Regions from separate parts of the Homo sapiens genome. Here region 1 is linked to region 2. The links are chromatin loops, found by intact Hi-C in ENCODE. Cell type or tissue: MCF 10A. All regions are shown on one strand.

The links. Hi-C counts contacts between places; a loop is a spot of excess contacts. Peaks named below come from ENCODE experiments on the same cell type or tissue, not always from the same donor. Only the 100,000 strongest peaks of a DNase experiment are listed, where the experiment ranks them.
Region 1: it touches region 2 in a loop (7-fold over the local background); 8 of 110 quality-filtered maps call a loop at or near these places.

The regions. Positions count from the first base shown.
Region 1 is chr18:30,966,116-30,974,115 of GRCh38, reverse strand. No RefSeq gene overlaps it. Among named protein-coding and RNA genes, the nearest start is that of DSC3, 73 kb to the left of the region's middle. In MCF 10A, CTCF peaks have their summits at 2,558 (motif pointing right) and 3,733 (motif pointing left); a DNase peak (open chromatin) is centred at 3,705.
Region 2 is chr18:31,719,336-31,727,335 of GRCh38, reverse strand. It overlaps a transcript of B4GALT6 not described here, the pseudogene LRRC37A7P and the pseudogene LOC390846. Among named protein-coding and RNA genes, the nearest start is that of SLC25A52, 38 kb to the left of the region's middle. RefSeq lists enhancers at 2,419-2,918, 2,885-2,984, 2,214-3,413. In MCF 10A, a CTCF peak has its summit at 4,778 (motif pointing right); a DNase peak (open chromatin) is centred at 4,785.

The DNA of each region.
Region 1 (8,000 bases), 750 kb after region 2:
ACGGTTTTTCTTCTACTTGGAATTCTTCCCATTCTCTTTAACGGTCTTTTATTCAAGCTAATTTGTATTAATTGTTGAAGAATCATCTTAACTTTATTGTCTTCCAAACCTTTAATACTGGGTTTTATTTTCCTGTGAGCAGTTACTCAAACTGTGTAACTGGAGAAAATTCACCACCGTTTCCTTCAATACCATCACCATCACTACCCATCGCTCACTTCCAGGTGTGTTGCTTGGTTAGAAGACTAAGTGGAAGAATAAAAGACTTACTCTGACTCCCTTTTATGTAAGAAAAAAATAAAAAATTCCTTGTTCATAAACCTAACCTTATATGCAAAGGGAAGACCTCCCATTAATTTTAATTTCAGAATGTCTGCTGTGTCTTTATGTAGCTAAGAGAGTCGTCAAAGGGTGTATGGCTCTGTAATGTACCCAATTTATTATTTGTTTTATATATATCAGGAAGCCTTGGAACATAGGCTTATAAAAAAGAAAAGGTGGTCAGGCATGGTGGCTCACACCTGTAATCCCAACACTTTGGGAGGCTGAGGCAGGAGAATCCCTTGAGGCCAAGGGTTTGAGACTAGCCTGGCAACATAGCAGGTCCCTGTTTCTACAAAAAAAAAAAATAATAATAATAAATAAAAAACCAGTTGGGCGTGGTTGTGAGCACCTCAGCTACTCAGGAGGCTGAGGTGGGAGGATCGTTTGACCCCAGAAGGTAGAAGCTGCAGTGAGCTACGATCGTGCCACTGCATTCCAGCCTGGGCACAGAGCAAGACCCTGTCTAAAAAAATAAAGAAAAAGAGGCCAGGCTCGGTGGCTCATGCCTGTAATCCCAGCACTTTGGGAGGCTGAGGTGGGCAGATCACGAGGTCAGGAGTTCGAGACCACCCTTGCCAACATGGTGAAACCCCATCTCTACTAAAAATACAAAACATTAGCTGGGTGTGGTGGTAGGCACCTGTAATCTCAGCTACTCAGGAGGCTGAGGCAGGAGATCGTTTGAACCTGGGAGGCGGAGGTTGCAGTGAGCCGAGATCGCGCCATTGCACTCCAGCCTGGGCGACAGGGCAAGACTTCGTCTCAAAAAGAAAAAAAGAAAAAGGAAAAGTAACAAACGGAAACCACCACTATTCTTTGGGAGACGAAGGATGCTGCCTCTATGAGCAATGGAAGGGGTTGTTTTAGGAAAATATGTCTTTTTCTTATTGTCAATTTAAGCTTTATGCCCTTGAAAATAATGTGTGTGTGTGTGTGTGTGTGTGTGTGTGTGTGTGTGTGTGGTTTATGTATGTGTGATGCATCTGCTTGTTGGGTTCAATAGTTACCAGCTGGATGAATAACTAGGAAGAAGGAAGCATCTTTGAATACCTCCCAGGGGGACAGTCTCGACTGCTATGGGAAGATTTGAAAAGTCAGGAGTTTTCTTAGAGAAACGTGGATCCAAGGACAGGGAGGAACTGCTAGGAATTGAGGTGCATCCAGAGGTGTCTGCTCTGAAGAATGTAACTCTTGGCAACGTTTTTTTATTACTATGGTAATGATCATGGTTAACATGCAGTTTTCTCCTCTAGGTTGTAACTCCTTTTTCTTTATCCCCCAAACACTTAGTACTATCTTACGTGCCCTTGTGGTCTTTTGGTTTGGAATCTTGAGACACAAAGGAGGAAGGCAGTAAAGTGCATTCTCCCACATTTACTGAGTTCTTCGTGGGGCAGCAACACCGTATTGGGTGGTGGTGGGTGATTTATGCAGTGACCAGCAGGGAATAGACTTGGAGAAGCAGCTGCTGGTGCAGAAGTGGGTAGACATGTGAAAGCTTCTCTTCCCTAGTATGTTAAAGGAGGGTGGTATCTGAATGAATAGAGATGATTCTCATACTCCAATGAAGTATTTCTGCATATAATTATGTGTTTACCATTTATTTTTTCCCATAGATGCCCCATGAAGCAGAAGTTAAATGAAACTTGTTTATCATTTATTTCTACTTACTAGCATACAGGACACCAAATAGCTTTTAAAAAAGTATTTTTTAAATTAATGAAACAGTAACTATATTTAGGGCTTAAAGTAGGAATATTTTATCACTTTTGGAACTGACCACCAGCTTAGTTCTAGTTAGTCGCAATTAGCTGATATTACAACTATTATTTCTTGTAAAAGGCAGTATGACTATCATCAAATTGAAATGATTAGAACATTTATAAATTAAATTGCATGTAAACAGCCAAGTGGGAATGTATATGGGTAGGCAGTTCAAAGGCAGTCTAACATTAGACCTCTTAGAAGCAGTGGTTAATTATTATTTACCCTTAAGATGTATGCAGTAAATTTTGAAAAGATGGATAAAGGAAATGAAAATCAAATAGATTTCCTAAAGAAAGTGGTCCTAACAAATTGAACTGTTATCTTAATGAAATTATAATAAGTTAGTTTGAGTTCAGAGATTACTCTAAAATTATCTTTCTGGATGTAATCACTGCAGTGTGGCACTTTTGAGGCAAATGTCCACTCCGTTTTCAGATCCAAAATGTGATTTAAGAAATGGCCACTAGATGGCAATATATATTGATAAATTCAATCATTTTCATGGTTAGGTCAAAGTTATATGGTGTACAATCTTCACAAAAATTGTTTAAAAATAAATGGAATGATTCACATCAGTTAAAATATATGAGAAACTTTAAAAATAGAGTTAAAAATTCTTTCAGGAATTTTGGATTTTTTGGGGGTTTTTTGGTTAACAAATATTCTGAGTGGACAACAAAGTAGATTGAAAGTTCAGTATTTGTGATGTCAACATGTCTGTTGTGAGATATTATGGATCCTGAAAAATAATAGTAACATTTTGGTTTATATCCTCTAAATTAGCATATATTAATAGCAGGGTTTAAAAGGCTGATACTAATGTCTATATCCCTTCTCTTCAAAAGGAAGAATGTGTAGAACGTCCCAAATGGAACTCTTTATAAAACATTTCCATACGGAACATTTTTTAGGTCAAGTACTGTTCTAAGTGAGGATTTTTAAGCATGACAGATAATAACATTTGAAGTATTTGTAGCCACATGAAGAAACAGGAAATACGCATAAAGTTAAAAAAGTATATGGAATATGGATATTTCAAATCCAAAGTAATTTTTGAGAAGATTGTAATTTTTAAACTTTGAAAAGTACCTAAAATTAATTGGATAGTTCATCCAGCTTTGAAATAAATTATATCCTGTTCTGCAGTGAATAATGGGGAAATAAAAAATCCTATATTAATGAGCCGAAATAACTTGATATAATCAGAATGGATTTTTGCACATTTTAATTTTATCATTATAAATGAAGGAAATGGGAGCAGAGACGAGAAACTGGGTATTCCTAAAAAAAGAAGCTGTAAGGCTGTCATGGATAGATCTTTTACATCTTCTCTAAAGCTATAATATTTCTCACTACAAATCGTGTTCAGATTGATAAAACTGTGAGGCTACAGGATACTACAGCATGAAAGACAGATTCTGTCATGCCCGTCTTACTGGATTAAAATTGAGAAATTTCTTGGTGAGGTGTCATTGCAACCACACACACGGGGAGAACTAAATATCACACACACTTTCCCCATGAATGAATTTGCCACCATTTCCATGTGTTAGGCAGGAAAGGATTGAAGTCTGATTAATAACCGCTGGTGGATGTTTTTGAATTAAGCAATCAATTTTGATTTATCGTCCTATGCTGCCATCCTGTGGTTACCTGAGAAATGAATAAAGTGGAGAAATCCAATGTTTAAAAAAATGGTTTGAGCCATCTGCTTCTGTGGCATAATAGAAAAAAGAGACTCAAGCAGATATGTGCCTTCTGTCTCTAGAAAGAATGACATTCACGGGCATTCTTTCATTTATTTTTCTCTATCTTCCACCCCTCAGAGATAGGCTGAGTTTGAAATAGTTGCTGCATAATGTATGAAGGAGAAAAATCCTGAGAGGACTTAACAGTTCTGAGAAATAATTGTCTCTTATTCTTACATATTTCCATGGCGGGAGGGAGGAAGGACATTTATTTTCACCTTAATTTTCATTTGATCAGGAGAACTCATTCCTTTCTGAACAGTTTGTCTAAACTAAGCTTTGAAAAATATCCATCATATCCACATAGTAATGAAAAAGCGAATGCTGATCAGCGCAGGGCTGGGCTGATTTATTTTGGAATGCCACTACTGCAGGGTTTATCTTTTTTTATCTTAATGAAACATGCTGCTATTATGCAAGTGTTCTTGCTATTACCTGCAGAATAATCTACCCTGTAATGGAATGAAAGTCTCTTTTAGGCAATGCAATGTAGAAATACTTTCACTTATTCACAGCAGATAATGAATTAGCTTCTAAAAGAAGGATAGCTTCTCATCACCTATTTATAATTTAAAACAAATGACTCGCTCTTTCACAGTTGCATTTAATGAAAAAGTAATTTTAAAACACTATGTTAACAATTAACTTAAATAATATTAATATTGGTCATTGTATTAATTGTGAAACCAATTAAAGTCATTAGTATATACCAGGAAGTTTTCTGTTGATAGTTCTATTTTACATAGCTATGATGAGGTTTAGCGTGTAGCTCAAACTCATAAAGGAAATAAGTTGAAAGAAAGGATTCTGAACTATTGATTCAGTTTTATGTTTAATTACTCATTCATACAGCCCTGGATATTACATTTCAGAAAACGTTAATTATTATAATTTTCATATGAAATACTTATTCCTGGCACTTTTATGTTAAAGTATTAACAAACCATGGCTTTGTCTGATTGAAAGGAAAGCTGAGATACAAACCCGCTAAAGTTTATTTTCCCTCATTTATAACTTCTAGTTACCTACTAAATGAGGACATTATTTGTTAAATACTACTGTGTTGAAAATCTAGCTGGGAAGAATATTGCCACTAAATAAGCCTTCTATCTTTGGAATACAGGTTGAATTTAGTAAACATCATATTAAAATGCAGTCATCTTATCAATTATAAGTACATAGTTACCATCATGACTTCAGGTTATATTTAATTTCCCTCTAGGAGGAAAAAGTTATATACATAACAGATGAAAAAGGTAAACAACCACTTACTAAGTAAATAACATAAAGCAATTCTCCATCAAAGCCTCAGTAATTACTTTGTGGAACAGGCTGCCCTTAATAAAATAATTAATTAATTTTTCCAAATGAATTATGCAAGCCAATATTTTTTCTTCATTAATGTTTTGTTGAAGTAATTAAGTTTTATTAATGAATAACAAAGAAGGAATTGGGTCTTTATTCTAACTGCTAGATATTAATGTGCTTAACTTGAACTAAATGTGTTTCCAGTATGTAATCAAATTTGAATCAATCAAGTCAATTTACCAGTCAAATGTCCTTTTGGAGCTCCAGCTGCTTCCTGTGAAGGCTCTTCACAGAGAACATGCAGAAAGTGACCCAGAAGACTCTGTGGTTCTGCCAAGTATCACATCAATTCTTAATTACAATCCGCTTGATTTTCTAAAGGACGCTACTGGTGCCTCACACAGAACTCTATTATCTGATTCTAATTATGATGAATTTGGATAAAAGCTTAAAATTCATCAGTGTAAAATAAATGACTATTAGCTGAGATGTCGGTTTCCTCTCCAAAGAAGTAAGAGGACAGAAAAAGTCATGCTGGTCTTAGCTCTACAAGAGTATGAATGCAGGCAGGTATTACCATTCAATTTCCATGAGATGTATGGCCTACAATTCTTAAAAGGGTATCTGAGGCCGGGTGCAGTGGCTGATGCTTGTAATTCCAGCATTTTGGGAGGCCAAGGCAGGCAGATCACCGATGTCAGGAGTTTGAGACTAGCCTGGCCAACATGGTGAAACCCCGTCTCTACCAAAAATAAAAAAAATAGCCAGGCATGGTGGTGCGCACTTGTAGTTCCAGCTACTCTGCTTGGGAGGCTGAGGCAGGAGAATTGCTTGAACCTGGGAGGCAGAGGTTGCAGTGAGCCGAGATCGTGCCACTGCACTCCAGCCTGGGCGACAGATTGAGACTCTGTATCAAAAAAAAAAAAAAAAAAAAAAAAAAGGGTATCTGAAAAAGAGTGACAAAACTCATTTTGTTTACATATCATTGCTGTCTACCTGGAAACAAAACGTATTGGTTACTGAATACTTTACACATGACATCATGATACAGTCTTACTCCTGAGACAAAGCCTGAGCTCACCCTTATATAATCTGTGGAGTATCTGAATAGGAACACATTCTCCAGATACCTGTATTTGTTAGTGGGTATGTGTTGCTTAAGTACCGGTATTTACTGATAACTGAAGTTGTTTTACTTGGTAGTTTTCAAAGCAAATCAATAGATTTAATGCAATTCCTATCCAAATTCCAGTTCTCACATATGCATGCATCTGTGTTTGTGTGTGTGTGTGTGTGTGTGTGTGTGTGTAGACATAGACAAACTTATATTAATACTAAGATTTTTACGGAAAGGCACAGGCACTAAAACAGCTAAAAATATCTTACAGCTTTTCTGTCTTGTGATTTACCTAGTGGACAGACTTCATTGCTACTACTCCTATGAAGGTTATGTTTTGCCATCACTGGGGTCTGGGTCTCTTTCCGTCTTACTCTCCTTAGAGCAGGCCAGCATTCTTTGAATCAACAGAAGCTCCACTCTACAGAGGTGACTGTAACACCAGTGATATTTCTCACTTGTCTCCATTTTTTAGAAAGAAACTTCCACATTTCTCATCAATACAGCTTTCTATTTTCCAGCTTGGTAGTCCTGAAATGAAGCATCAAAAGTTTTTAATTATGGGGCACCACACAAAAGATGATGATAGCATATCAAAATCAACATTTTACTTCTGAAAGAGCAATGAGTGCTTTGAGGTTCATTTAGGAAAGCTTGAGCAGTTCAAGTTTGGTTGTGTTTATATTATGACATTTATGATGACAAGCCATCTGGATGAAAAGTAGAAGTTCTGTGAATTAACCAGATGTGTCCAAATATCTGAATTTGCAGCATCAAAAGACTGACAGTTTTTATCTGAAGCTAATTAGCTCTTGCCTGACTGTCAGATTGGAGGATTATTACACCATCAATGGTGTGCATCTCTCAGGTGACATTTAGCTATCATCCCTTGATTGTAAAGAGTTGGTAGAGAGCCACTAAGAGTGGGGTCTTGGGAGTTAGACAACACCTGGCTTGAATCCTACTTCTCTCACCTGTTAGCTGGGCACCTTTGAGCGGACTATGAAACTTCACTCTTCAAATTATGAAAAATCTACAGTACAAAGATTTTAATCATGAATACCTTCTAGAGTGGATATGAGAGTTAATGCAATATAGGCATCATCTGGCATAAAGTATTAAATATGAGGTATAATTATTACATGCATTGGCTTTTTAAGTGTATAGATTTAGGGGTATGAGGGTAGCTGTGTTACATGGATATATTTCACAGTGGTGATATGGGGTTTTTAGTGTATCCATCACCCAAATAGTGTACATTGCACCCAAGAGTGAATGCATGCCTTTTTATCCACCTATATTAATGTTTTAACGGCAAGGACTAATTTAATATCTTCCGCAGTGCCTAATATGCAGAAAGTACTCAGTAAATATTTGTTATATTTGATAAATAAGTGTAACAAAATGCTATGTTACATCAGTTACTCCTTTCAGTATAGATTAGGTTTTTAAGTCCTCCAAGTTCCACCTCTGAGAGCTTCCATAAACTGATTAGTAGTGCCTTCTTTAGATAAGAAAGTCACAGCAGACACACCTCTTAGAAGAGTAGTTGAGAAAACTCAAAATTTTTTACTCTCAAAATTAAAAACGATGTCAAAATAGTTCATTTTACTTTCTATTACTGTGGATAAAAGTCTTTCCACTATCGATGAGAACAGTGGGGTTTAGAAATTTGCTGAAAGTTGCCCTGATGACAAATAGAAGTGGGATGTGAACTAGGTGTTGTCTAACTCCCG
Region 2 (8,000 bases):
GAACCAGGGGAATGCAACAACCATCACTGACAGTTTGTAGAGGACACAACATCTAGGAAAGAACTTTGATGAACAACAATGGTCAGAGGGAAGGGTATTAGCAATGAGAGTTTATGTTCTGGAAAATCAAAGGGCATGTCATTAACTTGATTTACAGAGCACCATAACCCCAATATCTCTGCTCCTGGCTACTTAATACCATTCAATGATGATTATTAGAAACACTTACAATGAACATAAAATAGGCTGCTTCTTCCTCCTTTAAATCATTACTAAAATATATCCTATGTAATAATCTGCAAAGAATTTAACATCATTTAAAACAGGATTAAATAAGCTCTTTGGTTATCTTTTAGAGGAGACTTAAAAGTTATAAATATTTGCATTGACTTAAAATTTTTTAATTGCAAAACAGTCCACTTATTTTAGTCAATTTCATATTGTTTTAGTCAACCCTACTAATACTGTCAGACTTTTCCTGTTTTTGAAATTGTCAGTAATATGTCAGAATTTTTTTTTTTTTTTTTTTTGAGACGGAGTCTCGCTCTGTCGCCCAGGCTGGAGTGCAGTGGTGCGATCTCGCTCACTGCAACCTCCGCCTCCCGGGTTCACGCCATTCTCCTGCCTCAGCCTCCCGAGTAGCTGGGACTACAGACGCCCGCCAACATGCCCGGCTGATTTTTTGTATTTTTAGTAGAGATGGGGTTTCACCGTGTTAGCCAGGATGGTCTCAATCTCCTGACCTCGTGATCCGCCCATCTCGGCCTCCCAAAGTGCTGGGATTACAGGCGTGAGCCACCACGCCCGGCCATATGTCAGAATTTTTGATCAGCAAAAAACCAATGCATCTTAATTAAAAAAAATAAATTAGAAGCAGGGCTGCGAGGACATATTCCAAGGAAGCCAGAGCTGGAGTTGGGGCCAGCTGGGCCGGTGACATGGAGCCCCTGAACCAGCAAACGCACAAGCAGGTCCATGAGATACATTCTCACATGGGACACCTGGAGACGGCAGACAAGCAGTCTGTGCACTTAGTAGAAGGTGAAATCCAAGCAAGCACAGACCAGATATTCAGCCATCTAGAACATCGGGAGATTTTGTCCAGCAAGGAGCCCCCTAATAAAAGGCAGAATGCCAAACTTCGGGTTGACCAGTTTAAGTATGATGTTCAGCACCTGCAGACTGCTCTCAGAAACTTCCAGCACTGGTGCTATGCAAGGGAGCAGCAGGAGGGACAGCAAGAAGAGCTTCTATCTCGAACCTTCACCACTAACAATTCTCAATCACAATCCTCTGACAACTATTGGAGATTATTATCTGTTTAAATTACCGGCATTACAATATCTCGACATGGAAACAACACAAGTCCCACTAACAACAATTGAGAACATCCCCATGATGACTCTTGAATTGGAAAAACTAGCTGTCAGCTTCTCAGTCTGCACAATTAATCAAGAAATAATGTGGAGCCACTGGTACAAATAATGAGGCATCTCCCAGAAGTTTAACTTCCTATCCATCCAATCTCTTGGACAGATAATACCAGTTAATTACTTTGAATGTGGCTCTAAAAGCTGAGTTGGGGGCTGCTTTATGACTGGAGATGGTTTGACCTTCTCAGGTGGCTCTGATGGCTGAGCTGGTATCTCCTGCTGCAGTGGAGGACTGACCTCTTCAGTGGACTTCGGAGGATGACCTGAGGCTTCCTGCTGGGTTGCAGATGGTTCAACCTCCTTAGGGGGCTCTGGTGGCTCATCTGGGAACTCTGCTGGACTGGAGAAGGTTCTACCTCCTTAGGGGGGTCTGGAGTCTGAGCTGGGGGCTATAATTGGGTTGAGGAAGAGCCCACCTCTTTGGAGTGTTCTGGAGGCTGAGCTGGGGCCTGTTCCTGGCTTGTTGTAAGTTTCTTACCTGGCTCTGGAGTTACCGTAAGCTCCACGTCCACAGGTTTGATTGTGACACTGGGCAAGTGTGAGTGCTGAACTTCACTCCAACTTTTCAATGGAACATTTACCTCATGATGTATCAATAGTGGGGCTAGGATCTCTTCAAAGGCAGGTAGCTGCTGTGCTGGAGCCTTCTGCTCTGTTGAAGAGTGGACCCCCTCAAGGGACTGTGAAGGCAGAGCTGGGGCCTCCAGCTTTGGTTGAAGAAAGTTCTACCACCTCAGGGAGCTGTGGAAGCTGCGCTGCAGCTTCTTGCTGGAGTAGAGGACTGGATCTCTTCAGTGGTTTCTGGATTTTGAGTTTCAGGCTCTAGATGGAACTGAGAAAGTCCAGCTTGCTCAGGAGGCCCTGGAGGCTCATCTGAGCTCACCTGGAGTTCTGGAGGCAGGCTGCCCAGATACAGTATATCCATACTTGAATCTAAATACCCATTCTGCAGAGTTTGTTTCTGACGCTGAGGTTTTGATACAAATCGGTATGGAGTTCCAACAACAACCTTGGCAAGCCTTTGATGCTGAGCTAGATCTTTCTTCCGGTTCTTGGGCGAAACAGTAAAGTTCCTTGCTTTTGATTTCTATCTAGAGGTGGAACAAGTATTTCATATGCCTGATGATCTGCAGCCTGATCTAGATCTACAGTTAGAAACTTACTTTTGAGGCAAAGAGGCCGAGCTAGGGCCTGGTTCTGATCCCAGTCTAGCATTGCAACCACCTCTGGGAGACTTCTGTGCCGAGTCAGCTTGTCATTCAGATCCCAGTGTGCAGCAGCGAACTGCTCTGGCCCCGGGGCAGCTCTCCAGCTGAATCCGTGTCCAAGAATGGAACCAAACTCTGAGCCAAAGTCTCAGTCGATTCCTGAAGCGGAGCTGACGTCTGGGAGGAAGCAGAAGACCCCAGGTAATCAAAGCTCTCCCGGGTCTGCCCGGGGGTGGGGAGTTAGCTCATGGCGGCGATTCGCGTGGGAGATCGGAGGAGCGGGAAGACCAGGGCTAAGTTGGCCCCAGGGAGTCAGAGGTCAGCTGGAGCGGGTCCTGGACCCACTCCAGAGGCTAAGCCGCCTGGACTAGTAGCCACAATAGTTGCCATGTGAGGAGGGGCCCGTGGGGCCCAGAGACGCAGCCGGGACAAGACAAGCGCTGGCGCCGCGCACTGAGCAGGAGCCATTAGGGCAGCCCCGAGACGCTGGCGCCCCTGGCAACCGCGCGCCCCATCCCGTCCTTTATTAACTACACCTTTATTTACGCAGCCTTTATTAGGCTCGGGTCCAGATCCGCTCCGCGTCACCAGGGCAATCTTATCCCACAATCCAGCCCAAACCTCCCTTCCGCCCTGCCCGGCCGGAACACCCCTCCCCTCCCCTCTGCGAGGAAGAATTTGGGCCGCGGGGTCTGCGGTCCCAAGACTCCAGCAGCCTGGTGGGGTGGGGTGGGGTGGGGTGGGTTGGAGGTGCGGCAGAGCTTCCCAAGGAAGTTATGGGACCTTGCCTCGGGATATTCAGAAGTGCCAGTCCAGTTCTGGCAGCCTGAACTCTTCCTCCTCCAAGCTGAAATCCGAGAGATGCTTTTCCTCCTCTTGGCCATAGGGAAAGCAACTGACCTGCAAAATGTGCGCCAGTTAGGGTGGCAGGCAGAGCACACATTACGGTCATTTATTCCAAAATGTTGCCATTTTCGCCAAACCTTTGATATCCTTTGTTGCATGTTTGGTAATTAATTCACCACCCTATTAGGCAGGGGCTGCCGGGGAATAAACGAGGACTCCAAATTTTCTGTAGGAGGGGTTTTGGGGGGTGAGCAATTCAGTCTGGGAGAGAGAAGGCCTTTAATCCTAGTGAATAGCTCTTTGCACTAGCCTGGGAGGAAGCTGAACTGTCATCCTGCCTTGACTTAACACAGCCTTTACCCTAGAAGCTACAGCGCCACTCTTCAGAGGTCTACCCTGTGTGCACACAGGGAGAAGACGCTTAGGTTGTTAAAGTCAGCATGTTAAATAATTTTCTGAAATGCGACTATAACTAGAACCCAGCTGACTTCCCCCATAGCCATTCTTACCTATCTTATTACTGATTGTCTGGTACAATCACAAAGTGCGGTGGTACTGACACCTACCTTTTAGGGTTGTTTGAGGATTTCATGGGATAATGAATGTAGACTGCTTTGCAAACAGTGAGCTTTCAATAAAAGGGATCTATTATAAAACAATAATTAAAAAAGAAATTAGAAGCCAATAAGAAAAACATTAACATTGTGTGATGGTGGAAATATGTATGCTATATTGCTAAATTATATGTTTAAATTTCAAAAAATTAAATAGTTCAAAAATGTAGTTTTCATATTTCATTATTCAGCTGCAGCCTGCAGTGAAAACATGTCTTTTCTGTACATTTTGAGTATGCCAAGATTTAAAATCCAACCTCATGATTAGTATGTAATTCATTTATATGTCAGAGGCTACACTCATAAACGTGAATAATCATTCCCAACTTCCTTTTCTAGCTGATATTTTTTGACCCAAATTGAGTAATAAAGAGGTCTTGGTATTTCATTAGTGATTGAAGACCTCAAATTCTCTTTTATTGTGTGTGATTCTGCCACTAAGAACGGGATCATAGTAGCGCTGTGGTTTATTCAAGTTCTGATTCTTCCCACCGTGATAGCCACTGACTGCCAACATTACCGGAACCACTGTTGCCAGATGAAATGAAGGCAAGTAGGCAGAGGAAAACCATCCTGTGAGCACCCACTTCAGGCCTGTGCTCCTAGGCTAAGCTGAGCCTGCTGATGAGGGAGTCACAGAGACGTTCATCTCAAGCACTTCTCAAAGCCGCCTCTAGGGGGCAGAACAATCACAAACCTGAGAGCACTACTGAGGAAGACTCATTGTAATGTGAGCAGCCACCCAGGATTCTGCATCCTTTCCTTATAAATGTTATGTGGTGTGCCTTTTAATTCCACTCACAATTGATTTGTTTTCATGATATATGGTACCAAGCTCTAAAGTTACAAAAATATATTCTTATTCTCCAGAATCAATATTACCCAATATTACCAATTCCTTATGTATTCTTCCAGAGAATACGTGTGTATGTGTGTGTGTGTTGTGTATACAATACCCTTGCTCCTTCCTCCTTCTATATGAATGGTAGTATCCATATACTCAATTCTGTATCTTGGTTTCACTTAATATTATCTTGGATGAGATTCTATAAAAGAATACAGGAAGCTTTTTTTTGTTTATGGTTGCAAATTATTCTAGCTATGTGTATACCATAATTTTTAAATACTTCAGTAAAGGGCATTTAATTATTTCTTCAGTACTACAGAATCTTGTGTATGCATAATTTCACTTATGCATGAGTACATCTGAGGGTGGAATTCCTAGTGTAGAATTCCTAGTTCGAAGGGTATGTGAGTTTGCAACTTGATAGATACTGCCAAGTGTATCAATCAGGGCTCTCCAGAGAAACAGAACCCACATACACACATACACACACACACACATACACACACAGAGAGAGAGAGAGAGAGAGAAAGAAAGAGAATTGGCTTACACAATTGTGAGGGATGATAAATCTGAAATCTGTAAGGCAGGATGCCAAGTTAGAAACTCAGGCAAGAGTTATTGTTGTAGTCTTGAGTCTGAAATTTGTAGGGCAGGCTAGCAGGCTGGAACTCAGGAAAGACACCTATGTTTCAGCCTGGAGGTAAATTCCTTCTACTCTGGGAAACCTTCGTCTTTGTTCTTAAGACCTTTAACTGATTGGATAAGACCTATCGACATTATCAAGGGTAGCCTGCTTTACTTAGCGTCAACTGCTTAAAGATGTTAACCACATCTACAAAATATCTTCATGGCAATGCCTAGACTAGTGTTTAACCAGACAACTGCACACCCTTGCCTAGTCAAGTTGACACACATTATTTTTTTTGTAAGTTTTTATTTTTTACAGTTTTGATTCATGATGGTTTATAATGTATATGTTAGGCATTCTACTATGGAAATGTAACACAGATGTTTAACATGAAGTTGCTGACATCCACTTTTGTTGGTTTTTTTTTATACTTTAAGTTCTAGGGTACATGTGCACAACGTGCAGGTTTGATGCATAGGTATACATGTGCCATGTTGGCTTGCTTCACCCATCAACTCGTCATTTATATTAGGTATTTCTCCTAATGCTATCCCCCACCCAGCCCCCCACCCCCCGACAGGCCCCGGTGGACATACGCTGTTACAAAGACTTTCTGAAGGACTCTCATGCACATACGCCTGTAACAAGAACTTCTGCCAAGAACTTCCTAAAGTGCAGCTTGCTACATGAGTCACAAGGACAGCAAGCAGAATGCACAAGAACACTTGCCTGACACACTGTCTCCACGAATGAACCAGTGTCAACTCCTGTGATGATCCCCTGTAACCAACATTCTCTGTTTGAAAACAAATGATGTATACTTCTCCCTTTTGCCTTTAAACACTTCCCCCTGCCTCAGCCACTTTGGATGTGCCTACGGTCTCCAAAGCCTGCATATCCCAGATTTGCAAATCTTCTGTGCACACCCAAATAAGCTTATTATCTTTGAAGGGTCTCTTTCTGTTTGTTATTTAGCTTGACAGGCCTAACTCTGGTCATGAGGACCCTATGGCACGGGTGGTGAGCAGGGTGACACACATGCCAAGGTGAGCAGGGTGACACACGTGCCAATTCACATTATTTCATTCCATTTCAATCCACACAGTCTCATTCAGGTCAATGTTCCATCTTCAAATTTCTTTCCCCCGTTCAAGGGGCCTCTTGGGGACAGGGAATTGAGGGACCTCTACTCCACATGGGTGGGCGTCAGTCCTTTTGGGAACTCCCTGGTTCCTGCTCCAGGTCTGGTGTCCTTTGAAGCGCTACTGATTAGTTGTACCTTGTGGTGTTGGATATCACGATGGCACCCATAGCTGAAGTCCTGCCATTTGCCCACAATTTTGCAGTCCTTGACATCTCTCCAGCCCAGGCCTCAGGGAGCCTGCTGGTAATCTCAGCACCTCTTTGCCCCTTCCCAGGGAACACACCAGTGTCTGGATCCACAGCACACTCTGCTCAGAAGTGAGGGACTAGGAGCGGTATTTCAGGTTCATCCACCTGTCTTTCTTCTTATTGAAACCACCTTTGCAAAATTACAACTGAAGAAATTATGACAGTGAAAGAAATTAGACCTAAGCAACTCCATCTTGCTTCTAACCTTTAAGCTGTCCTTGTTCATTCCTGGGCATAGGCCAAACTAACTTTAAGAAGAAATTCAGTTCATGGTTTGACTTTAAAACAAAATTAATAACAGCCCTTTTCTGAAAAGACCCCCTTCTTGCCTGGGGACCAGTCTGCCTTTGCAGGACTGACAAATTAGCTACAAGTTTAGAAATTACAGTTTAGGAGTCATGCAGCCTCTGGCTCCAAGAGTCTGAACCTCCCCACATTGCTCCTGGAGATAACATCACTACTGTAAAACCAAAGATCAGTGCTTGAGATATTTTGCAGACCCTGCACTTGATGGATCAGCTGACACCACCCAGACTGGTAATCTGGCTCGACCAGTTCTGCCACATCTATCCAGGAGCAGAGGACGGCAAGAGAAACTCACTTTGATCCGCTATGATTCCATCTCCTACCTGATCAAACGGCACTCCCCACTTACCCTACCCCTACTCGCCAAATTATCTTTAAAAACTCTAATCCCAGAATGCTCAGGGAGACTAATTTCAGTAATAATAAAACTCTGGTCTCCTGCACAGCTGGCTCTGCATGAATTACTCTTTCTCTATTGAAATCCCCCTGTCTTGGTAAATTGGCTCTGTCTAGGCAGCGGGCAAGGTGAACAGATTGGGTGGTTATACCATCAGACAGGGCATGATCTTTTTCTGGAGGCTCTCAGCTCCCTTAGGTTTTACAGGGTGAAGAAAACAACTAGCCCCAAGCTTCCTTCATATTTGCCTAGATGTGTCCATTGATTTTTCCCCTCCGGGAATTTGGTCTGGAGCAGGTTGCCAGATGAGTTGCCTCTTTTTGCTCCCC